3 separate regions of the Homo sapiens genome follow, and all the other regions are linked to region 1. A link is a contact called in ENCODE Hi-C or POLR2A ChIA-PET data. All regions are on one chromosome and are shown on one strand. Each heading gives the region's core, a stretch centred on a gene start or an enhancer-like site at or near the end of the contact. The rest is flanking DNA. Distances are from core to core; before and after follow the strand shown. Region 1 holds the start of HDAC6 (histone deacetylase 6). Region 2 holds the start of CCDC22 (CCC complex scaffolding subunit CCDC22). Region 3 holds the start of GPKOW (G-patch domain and KOW motifs).

Region 1 (2,715 bases), core at 85-2,584:
CCAGCTTATAGCCCGGTAGGAAATGGTGGAGAATGAGACAGGGAGATTAGGAGGACAAACCGGCCTCCTGCAGAGCTGACATTTAGACATGGAGTGGGAGTTGCGGGGGAGAGGGGGTGCCTAGGGACAGCTCCCCAGACGCACACACACTTTCTATTACTGCTTGGGAGCAGTGGTTACCCGTTGGAGGGGGCAGATAGGGAGAGCTGCTGCCCATGAGAACTCCCATCCTCAAGGCCATTCTGGCCCTGGGCACTATTATTATCACAACTTTCCAGATGAGGAAACGGAGCACAGAACTGTTCAGCAACTTGCCCAAAGTCACATGGTTAAGTCCCGTAACCTCAGTTTCCTTATCTGCAAAGCAGCCTTAATAATGGGAACTACCTCATAGAATTGTGGTTTACAACGATGCCTGTCACATAATACTTGCTATCATTACCATTCCCTGCCCCCACTAAGACTCCTTCCACTCAGAATATTGCGGCAGAATATTAATAGCTAATATTCGGCCAGTGTTTCCTGTGTACCACCATAGTGAATATTAACTCGGAAAATCCTCACATTTAGCATCGTCACCACGCCTATTTTGGCCGCCACCACCAACGTCCAGTGGCAACCTCGCTCTCGGCCCAGCCACAACCAGCCCGCCCGCGCTACGTCATCACGGCGCGTCGCGCGGGAAGTCGCGGGGAAAAGGTAAGATGCCCCTTCCTAATTCCCTCGCTTCCTTGCTTGCTCTCCAGACACCGCCGACCCGAAGGGCTCCTAAGTGACTGGACAGGGACGGAGGGGCGGCGGCTATGGCATCCGGGACGACAGCGACGATAGCCGAGGCAAGAAAAAGCTTGCACCGCAGCCCTGTCGGGAACCGCCGGCGCCTGCCTTTTACGTAGGCGCAGCACAGCTGGCGTAGCACGCCGACGCACCGCCCCGTCGCCTGTGAGCTCGCGGTGTGGCTCAGCCCAGCTGGCGTAGCACGCCGACGCACCGCCCCGCCGCTTGTGAGCTCGCGAGAGGTGTGGCTCGCGCGAGGGGCGCGGCCTTGAGGCACGGTCCCCTCTGGAGGCGGGATCTGGGCGGGCAGTCGAGAGACGAGGCCCAATGGAAAAGAAAAGCCTGAGCGCTCGCGTCCCCACAGGTCGCCAGAAACTTGGTGGAGCGAGCCAAGGGCGGAGTTTGAGAAAGGGGCTGCGTCCAATGAGTGGAGCGGTGAGTACAGCGCGTCGACGGCGGAGGCGGGAAGGGGGCGGAGGCCGACCGAAGGCGGCTAGGGACTGGCTGAAGAGGGTTAGCGAAACGTTAGCGGTCGGGTCTGGGCAGGGGGTGGAGCTGGTTGAAGGAACGGGGCAGTCCCCTGAGGAGCGGGGCTGGTTGAAACGCTAGGGGCGGGATCTGGCGGAGTGGAAGGTACCGGTCCGGCCCGATAAGGGGTGGAGTTAAGTGAATCGTTAAGGGTGGAGTCGAAACCGGGGTCGGGGCCGGGGCCGGCTGAGTGAAAGGGTGGGTGATTATCCCGGGAGATAGGCCGAAAGGGCAGGTTCGTGAAGGAATGGGGTCTGGGCTGGGCTTAGAGGGTCTGGGAATGGGGCTTAGGAGAGTAGAAGGGGCGGTGATTGGTTGGAAAGGGCAGGCCCTAAGACGGACTGTGTGAGCCCGGGGGCTCATTGCTCCGTGAAAGGGCAAGACCAGGGAAAGAGAATCGTGTAAAAGGGGTGGAGTCTAGCGGGCCGGGCGGGGCCGGGTAGAATGGCCACCTGAGTGGAGGGAGAAGGCCTGAGAGAGGCGGAGTTTGGAAGGCTGTGGAGAATCAGATCGCGTAAGGAATGGAATCTAATAGAGGGGGCGGAGCCTGGAAAAGGGCAGAGAGGTGGGGTCCTCAGGGCACACTAGCCCCCTCACATACCCACGCTCCTCCCCCCACCCCCAGAACCGCGGCAGGGGCCAAGCCTCCTCAACTATGACCTCAACCGGCCAGGATTCCACCACAACCAGGCAGCGAAGAAGTAGGCAGAACCCCCAGTCGCCCCCTCAGGACTCCAGTGTCACTTCGGTGAGGCCCTAGACCCGCCCTGATGAGGGGGAGAGGGAGCAAGTTGGTCATGCCCTGGACTCTGACCCTTCTCTCTGATTCACAGAAGCGAAATATTAAAAAGGGAGCCGTTCCCCGCTCTATCCCCAATCTAGCGGAGGTAAAGAAGAAAGGCAAAATGAAGAAGCTCGGCCAAGCAATGGAAGAAGACCTAATCGTGGGACTGCAAGGGATGGTGAGCAGGGCCTGGCTGCAGTTTAGCCTCGTATGACAATCAAAACCCAAAGGTTCCCCACCCTGGACAGTTCCCTCTGACTCAGGGCCTAAAATGGATCTGTGTCTCCTTTTTTTTTTCCTCTGCAGGATCTGAACCTTGAGGCTGAAGCACTGGCTGGCACTGGCTTGGTGTTGGATGAGCAGTTAAATGAATTCCATTGCCTCTGGGATGACAGGTGAGGCTGGGTCCTCCAGGCTGTCTCCAAACCACAAAAATACACACACTTAGAGCCCATTAGCAAGAATAAATCTTTTCTTACCCCAGCCTGGATACTGGAAGCAGATGATTTGGGGAGGTAGGGCTCACACTTGAAAGGGTTCTTTTATGTAGCTAACAAACATTTATTGAGTGCCTATTGTGTGCCAAGAGTTGGTGATACAAATGTACCAAACAACAGACAGGGGTC
Region 2 (2,715 bases), core at 165-2,664, 430 kb after region 1:
GAGGAGGAGACCTTGGTGGGGTCCACACCGGGGGGCAGCGTGTATTTCCGGGTGAAGCATCGGGAGATGTAGCCATGCTCGTCCTGCCGCTCCTCGTGCTTGCTGGTGATCTCCACCATGCCATCCTTGGTCTTGACCGTCAGCTCGTCGGAGGCGAAGTAGTTGATGTCCAGGGATACGCGCCAGCGGTCCGCTGTGGGCCGATTCTCCGAGACCCCGCCGCTGAGCTGCCGGCTGAGCGCGTAGCTGTAGGCGGGCGCGGCCACCGCGGGGCTCTCGACCGCGGCGGGGGCAGGGGACGCACGTAGCGGGGCCAGCAGCTGGTGCCCAACCACTGCGACCAGCCCGAAGGCCTGGTCAAAGAGGCGACTGTGCGGGTACCAGTCGCGGAAGGGGTCCCAGCTGGGGTCCCGCAGGAGCGAGAAGGGGACGCGGCGCTCGGTCATGCTGGCTGGCTCTGCTGGGGACGTCTGCTTGGACAAGTGTCAATTTTTTTTTTTTTTTTAAGAGATGGTGTATTGCTGTATTGCCCATGCCGGTCTCAAACTCCTGACCTCAAGCGATCCTCCCGCCTTGGCCTCCAAAACTGCTGGGATTGCAGGTGCGCGTCGGCTGTTCAAGAAATGGTTACATAGATTTCTTTTGCTTTATTTATTTATTTAGAGACGGAGTCTCGCTCTGTTGCCCAGGCTGGAGTGTAATGGCGCAATCTCAGCTCACTGCCACCTTCGCTTCCCCAGTTCAAGTGATTCTCCTGCCTAAGCCTCCCGAGTAGCTGGGACTACAGGCATGTGCCACCATGCCTGGCTAATTTTTCTCATTTTAGTAGAGAGGGGGTTTCACCATGTTGGCCAGGCTGGTCTCGAACTCCTGACCTCAGGTGATCCACCCGACTCGGCCTCCCAAAGTGCTGGGATTACAGGCGTGAGCCACTGCACCCAGCCGGTTACATAGATATTTGCTGTGTAATTATTCTTTGGAGTGTACAAATGTGTATCATATTAAAGCATTTATTGAATGCATGGACACTAGTAACTATAACTTACATAGTGCTTTCTTATCTTATGTGTCAGGCACATAGTACAACGTGCTTTATATAAATTAATTCTGTTTTAATCCTAAAAAGCAGGTACTGTCAATAGTCCCATTTTACAGATGAGGAGACTAAGACACAGGGAAGTAGTCGCTTTGTGTTAAAATTCTGCCCTTAATGTGTACACTTTTATAGCCTAGAAGATGAATGCCGCCTTAAACGAATGAGTCAGGAAGCCCCTTTCTGTCCGGCCCCTCCACTCCCCACCACACGGGTTGTTCCTTTTTCCCTTGGAAGAGCCCACTGGACTGCAGGTGGAAGAACTACAGTTCCCAGCAGCTATTGCAAGCTCAACCTCCGTGCACACTCACCCCAGGCCTCACATCCGGCATGCGCCGTGCTCGCTCACAGAACTACACTTTCCAACTCTCCCCACACGACCCGTGACACTCTGTGGACCGCGAGCACGGAGCAGGGTTTCTACAGCTGCTCCCCACTTTCTCGGACCCGGTCCTGGACCCAGCCCCCGACTCCGACACGGCTCCACCATGGAGGAGGCGGACCGAATCCTCATCCATTCGCTGCGCCAGGCCGGCACGTAAGGACAGAGCCCCCGCCCACCCCCGAAGCCCACATCCGGGACTCTAAAGCCCAGGACCCCGTTTCCCGGGAACCTTAAAACCCGGGATCCTGACATTCAGGGCTCCAACTCCAGGATCCTAAGACCCTCACCCCCTTACACACACACACACACACACACACACACACACACACACGCACACACACACCGCCCTCCCTGACACCGACATCAGAGGCCTCCCAAATCCTTTAACCATGATATTTGGTACACCCAAAGCTCTGGGACCCAGACACCTTGAGACGTTACAACCTTGAAACCTCAAGACCCGGAACCCTGTAATCTGGGGAATCTTAACATCAGTTCCCTGAGACCCTGTTATCTGGAGACCCTAAGACACCTGTGCCCTAAGAACCAGGGAGCGTAAAACCCCAGGACCCTGGCACTCGGGGACTCCAAAAAATCCCTGGACCAGATACTTGGGATCCTTCAAACTCCAGTTCCCCAAACACCTGGGGCTTAAAAAAACCCAGGATTCTTTTTTTTTTTTTTCCTTTTCCGAGATGGAGTCTCGCTCTGTCGCCTAGGCTGGAGTGCAGTGGGGTGATCTCAGCTCACTGCAGCCTCCGCCTCCCAGGTTCAAGTGATTCTCCTGCCTCAGCCTCCCAAGTAGCTGGTATTACAGCCGTGCGCCACCTTGCCCGGCTAATTTTTGTATTTTTAGCAGAGACAGGGTTTCACCATGTTGGTCAGGCTGGTCTCCAACTCCTGACCTCAAGTGATCTGCCCGCCTCCGCCTCCCAAAGTGCTGGGATTACAGGTGTGAGCCACCACGCCCAGCCAAAAAAACCCAGAATTCTAAAATCTGACATCAGCATTTGGTCACCCTGACGCACGAAGACTCCTCCGTTCAGAGGCCCTAAAAACCCAGGATGCCAACATCTAGGGAGTCTGATTTTTGTATTGCTTGAAACTAGGTGGTCTTGATATTCAGGGATCTTGATACCCAGGGACCCTGACATTTGGAACTTCTGAAAACAGCAGCCTCCTAAAATCTAGTCTTCTCAAAACTCTAGCAGCTCAATATGTATGCAAAGAACATACT
Region 3 (2,715 bases), core at 133-2,632, 320 kb after region 1:
GGCAAAGAAAGGCTGGGGCAGGAGGGGGACAAGGGGCCAGCTCACTGTCTCTGCCCGGGGTTCGCTGTCTGCCCCTTCCCCGCTGGGGGTGCATCCTTTCTGGATCATGGGGATAGCGAGCGTGGGGTCGACACCCGCATTCTCTCTCTCTTCCAGAGACTTCTTGGATTCTAAAGGAAGAATAGGAGGGAGCAATGAAGTCCCACTCTATCCTTCCACCTTCTTCCTCTTCTTCCTTCAATGGGGAAGGGTAAAGGGGTATCACTCACCCGCAATGAGCTCCTTCACAGCCTGGGACACCACCCCATCCGCCAAGGCCCCAGTATCTGTGGATGGCCCAGGGGGCCGGGCTGGTGGCTGCCTGCGATGGCCATTCTGGATCAAAGGGATGACGAGTTCCTTGGGGGCCTCCTGGGGCTTCACACTGATGTGGACACAGAGGGGTGGGGTTGGGAGAATGGCAGGGTCAGTGGGTCACACTCCTTCATTCAGAGAAAACACAAGAGCCAAACTCACCCCAGCCCCACAGACCATGTCTTCCCTACTCCATGTCTGGATCTCCTGTTCCTCTCTGATCGTGCATTCTCTGGATTATCTCCCCAGTGCCCCCAACTCATAAATGTCAGTGCCTTCGAGAAATAAGTCCTGCACTCTCTGTTTAACTCAATACCGGCTTCTACAATGGCCCACAAATCACTATCTTCAGCCCAGACCTTCCCCAGCTCCAGGTTCCCAAACAGCTTCCTAGATGCCTGATTCTCTTCTGGAAATCCCTCCCTCAGACCCCTCAGACACTCCTCTCCTCATTAAGCTGATGGTGGCCTCCATCAACCTGAATCTGCCGCTCCATCCCGTTCCCCATATCGGGGACGCCTCAGCCCTTCAGTTGAGACACTAGCAGGTCCTGTCATTTTCTCATTCTTTCCTTCTCCCAGAACGCACAGACCTTAGTGTCTTCAAGTCCTAAAGACACTTCTTCTCAGTAATACATCCTCTCTTCGCAATTCCCACAGCTATCAGGCCCAATTTCCTCACCCCCTCCTATAAACTCCCGCCTTCTGGCCTCCACGAATTTACTCAGGCTGTGCTTCAGGCTTAACAGGTCACTGTCACCAAGACAAACAACTGAGATTCCTCCCTCCCGCTTACGCCCACCGCAGAGATTTCCAAGGGGTGAAAGACCCGGCGCGTCACCTCTGCAGCTCCCTCCCTTCCACGGTTTTCAAGAAATCCTTCTCCTCCGGAGATGGCCCCGCGCCGTCTCCCGAGTCGGCCAGCCGCCTCCGTGCGGACGTGCGAGTGAAGCCGAATGAAATTGGGGCAGTGGAAGCAGCCGTCAGCGGCAAAACACCCTCTTTGGAGTCAGCCATCTTGCTCCTTTTCCCAGGCCGGCGCGCTGCTTGCTGGGAAATTTAGTTTGGGTTCAGATCGCTAGGGGCCGGCCAAAGTGCGTAAAAACTACCTTCCCATCAACCACTGTGGCACCGGCGGGAGGGGGCGGTAAGGGGCCGTGGGAAGTAATTGTCGCTCTTTCAAACGTGGTGGGAGCGCGTCGCGCCAAGCGCCCAGGGAAATGTAGTTTTTTTTTTGTTTGTTTTGTTTTGTTTTTTAAGATGGAGTCTCGCTCTGTTTCACAGGCTGGAGTGCAGTGGCGTGATCTCGGCTCACTGCAACCTCCGCCTCCCAGGTTCAAGCGATTCTCCTGCCTCAGCCTCCCGAGTAGCTGAGACTAAAGGCATGCGCCACCACGCCTGGCTAATTTTTGTATTTTTAGTAGAGACGGGGTTTCACCGTGTTAGCCAGGATGGTCTCGATTTCCTGACCTCGTGATTCTCCTGCCTCGGCCTCCCACAGTGCTGGGATTACAGGTGTGAGCCACCACGCCTGGCTGGAAATGTAGTTTTTAGCGGGGTAGGCATGGTGGAAGGTGGATTCATTCTTGCCAGACATTAATCTTCCTTCGTGTAGGCGTTTGACAAGTATTTATGGAGCGCCTAATGTGTGCCCTACTTATGTGGGAAGTGTTGATGAAGTAAATCATTTAGAAATAATCAGCTGGGTGTGGTGGCGCGCACCTGTAGTTCCATTTACTCCGCAGGCTGAGGCAGGAGGATGGCCTGAGGCCTGGGAATTCGAGGCTGCACTTAGCTCTTATCGCACCACTGCATTCCAGCCTGGGTGACAGAGCGAGACCCCATCTCTAAAAAAGAAAAAGGTCGGGGGTGGGGGGGATGGAGCGTCAGTTGTGTACAATAATAAATAATAGACATAAAATAAATAATAGACATAAAAAACCCCGTCTCTACTGAAAATACAAAAATTAGAGGGGTGTGGTGGCTCATGCCTGTAATCCCAGCATTTTGGGAGGCCGAGGCTGGTGGATCACCTGAGGTCAGGACTTTGAGACCAGCCTGACTCATATGGTGAAACCCTGTCTCTACTAAAAATACAAAAATTAGCCGGGCGTGGTGGTGGCGCCTGTATCCCCAGCTACTTGGGAGGCTGAGACAGGAGGATTGCTTGAATCCGGGAGACAGAGTTTGCAGTGAGCCGAGATCCTGCCACTGCACTCCAGCCTGGGCGACAGAGCGAGACTCCGTCTTAAAAAAGAAAAAAGAAAGAAAGAAAGAAATAGTGCCTATTGGCCAGGCTCATACCCGTAATCCCAGCACTTTAGGAGGCCGAGGCGGGCGGATCACTTGAGGCCAGTAGTTC

The links. A loop is a pair of places that touch in the nucleus more often than their neighbours do. ChIA-PET counts read pairs that join two places held with the same protein, here RNA polymerase II (POLR2A). Pooled maps may share reads with other maps.
Region 2: a loop to region 1 is called in a map with no recorded cell type, with 12 times the contacts of the local background. The contact joins the promoter of CCDC22 here to the promoter of HDAC6 in region 1. A Hi-C loop is called at or near these places in 2 of 37 single-sample maps with no recorded cell type and 7 of 50 pooled maps. POLR2A ChIA-PET finds 5 or more read pairs at or near these places in 2 of 52 experiments (AG04450 and PC-3).
Region 3: a map of endothelial cell of umbilical vein shows a loop between it and region 1 (24-fold over the local background). The contact joins the promoter of GPKOW here to the promoter of HDAC6 in region 1. A Hi-C loop is called at or near these places in 3 of 168 maps with a recorded cell type or tissue (endothelial cell of umbilical vein, gastrocnemius medialis and naive thymus-derived CD4-positive, alpha-beta T cell), 4 of 37 single-sample maps with no recorded cell type and 16 of 50 pooled maps.

The regions. Positions count from the first base shown.
Region 1 is chrX:48,800,733-48,803,447 of GRCh38, forward strand. It overlaps HDAC6 (histone deacetylase 6), which reads left to right and starts at 1,335. Exons shown (of 29, transcript NM_006044.4): 1 at 1,335-1,410; 2 at 1,931-2,053; 3 at 2,139-2,267; 4 at 2,396-2,484. The coding sequence starts at 1,961. RefSeq lists a cis regulatory region at 1-186 and enhancers at 1-525, 647-916, 763-1,276, 1,907-1,986.
Region 2 is chrX:49,234,056-49,236,770 of GRCh38, forward strand. CCDC22 (CCC complex scaffolding subunit CCDC22) reads left to right here and starts at 1,415. Exons shown (of 17, transcript NM_014008.5): 1 at 1,415-1,631. The coding sequence starts at 1,582. It also overlaps the pseudogene HSPB1P2.
Region 3 is chrX:49,122,353-49,125,067 of GRCh38, forward strand. It overlaps GPKOW (G-patch domain and KOW motifs), which reads right to left and starts at 1,383. Exons shown (of 11, transcript NM_015698.6): 1 at 1,195-1,383; 2 at 270-424; 3 at 46-170. The coding sequence starts at 1,370. RefSeq lists enhancers at 1,053-1,706, 1,707-2,360.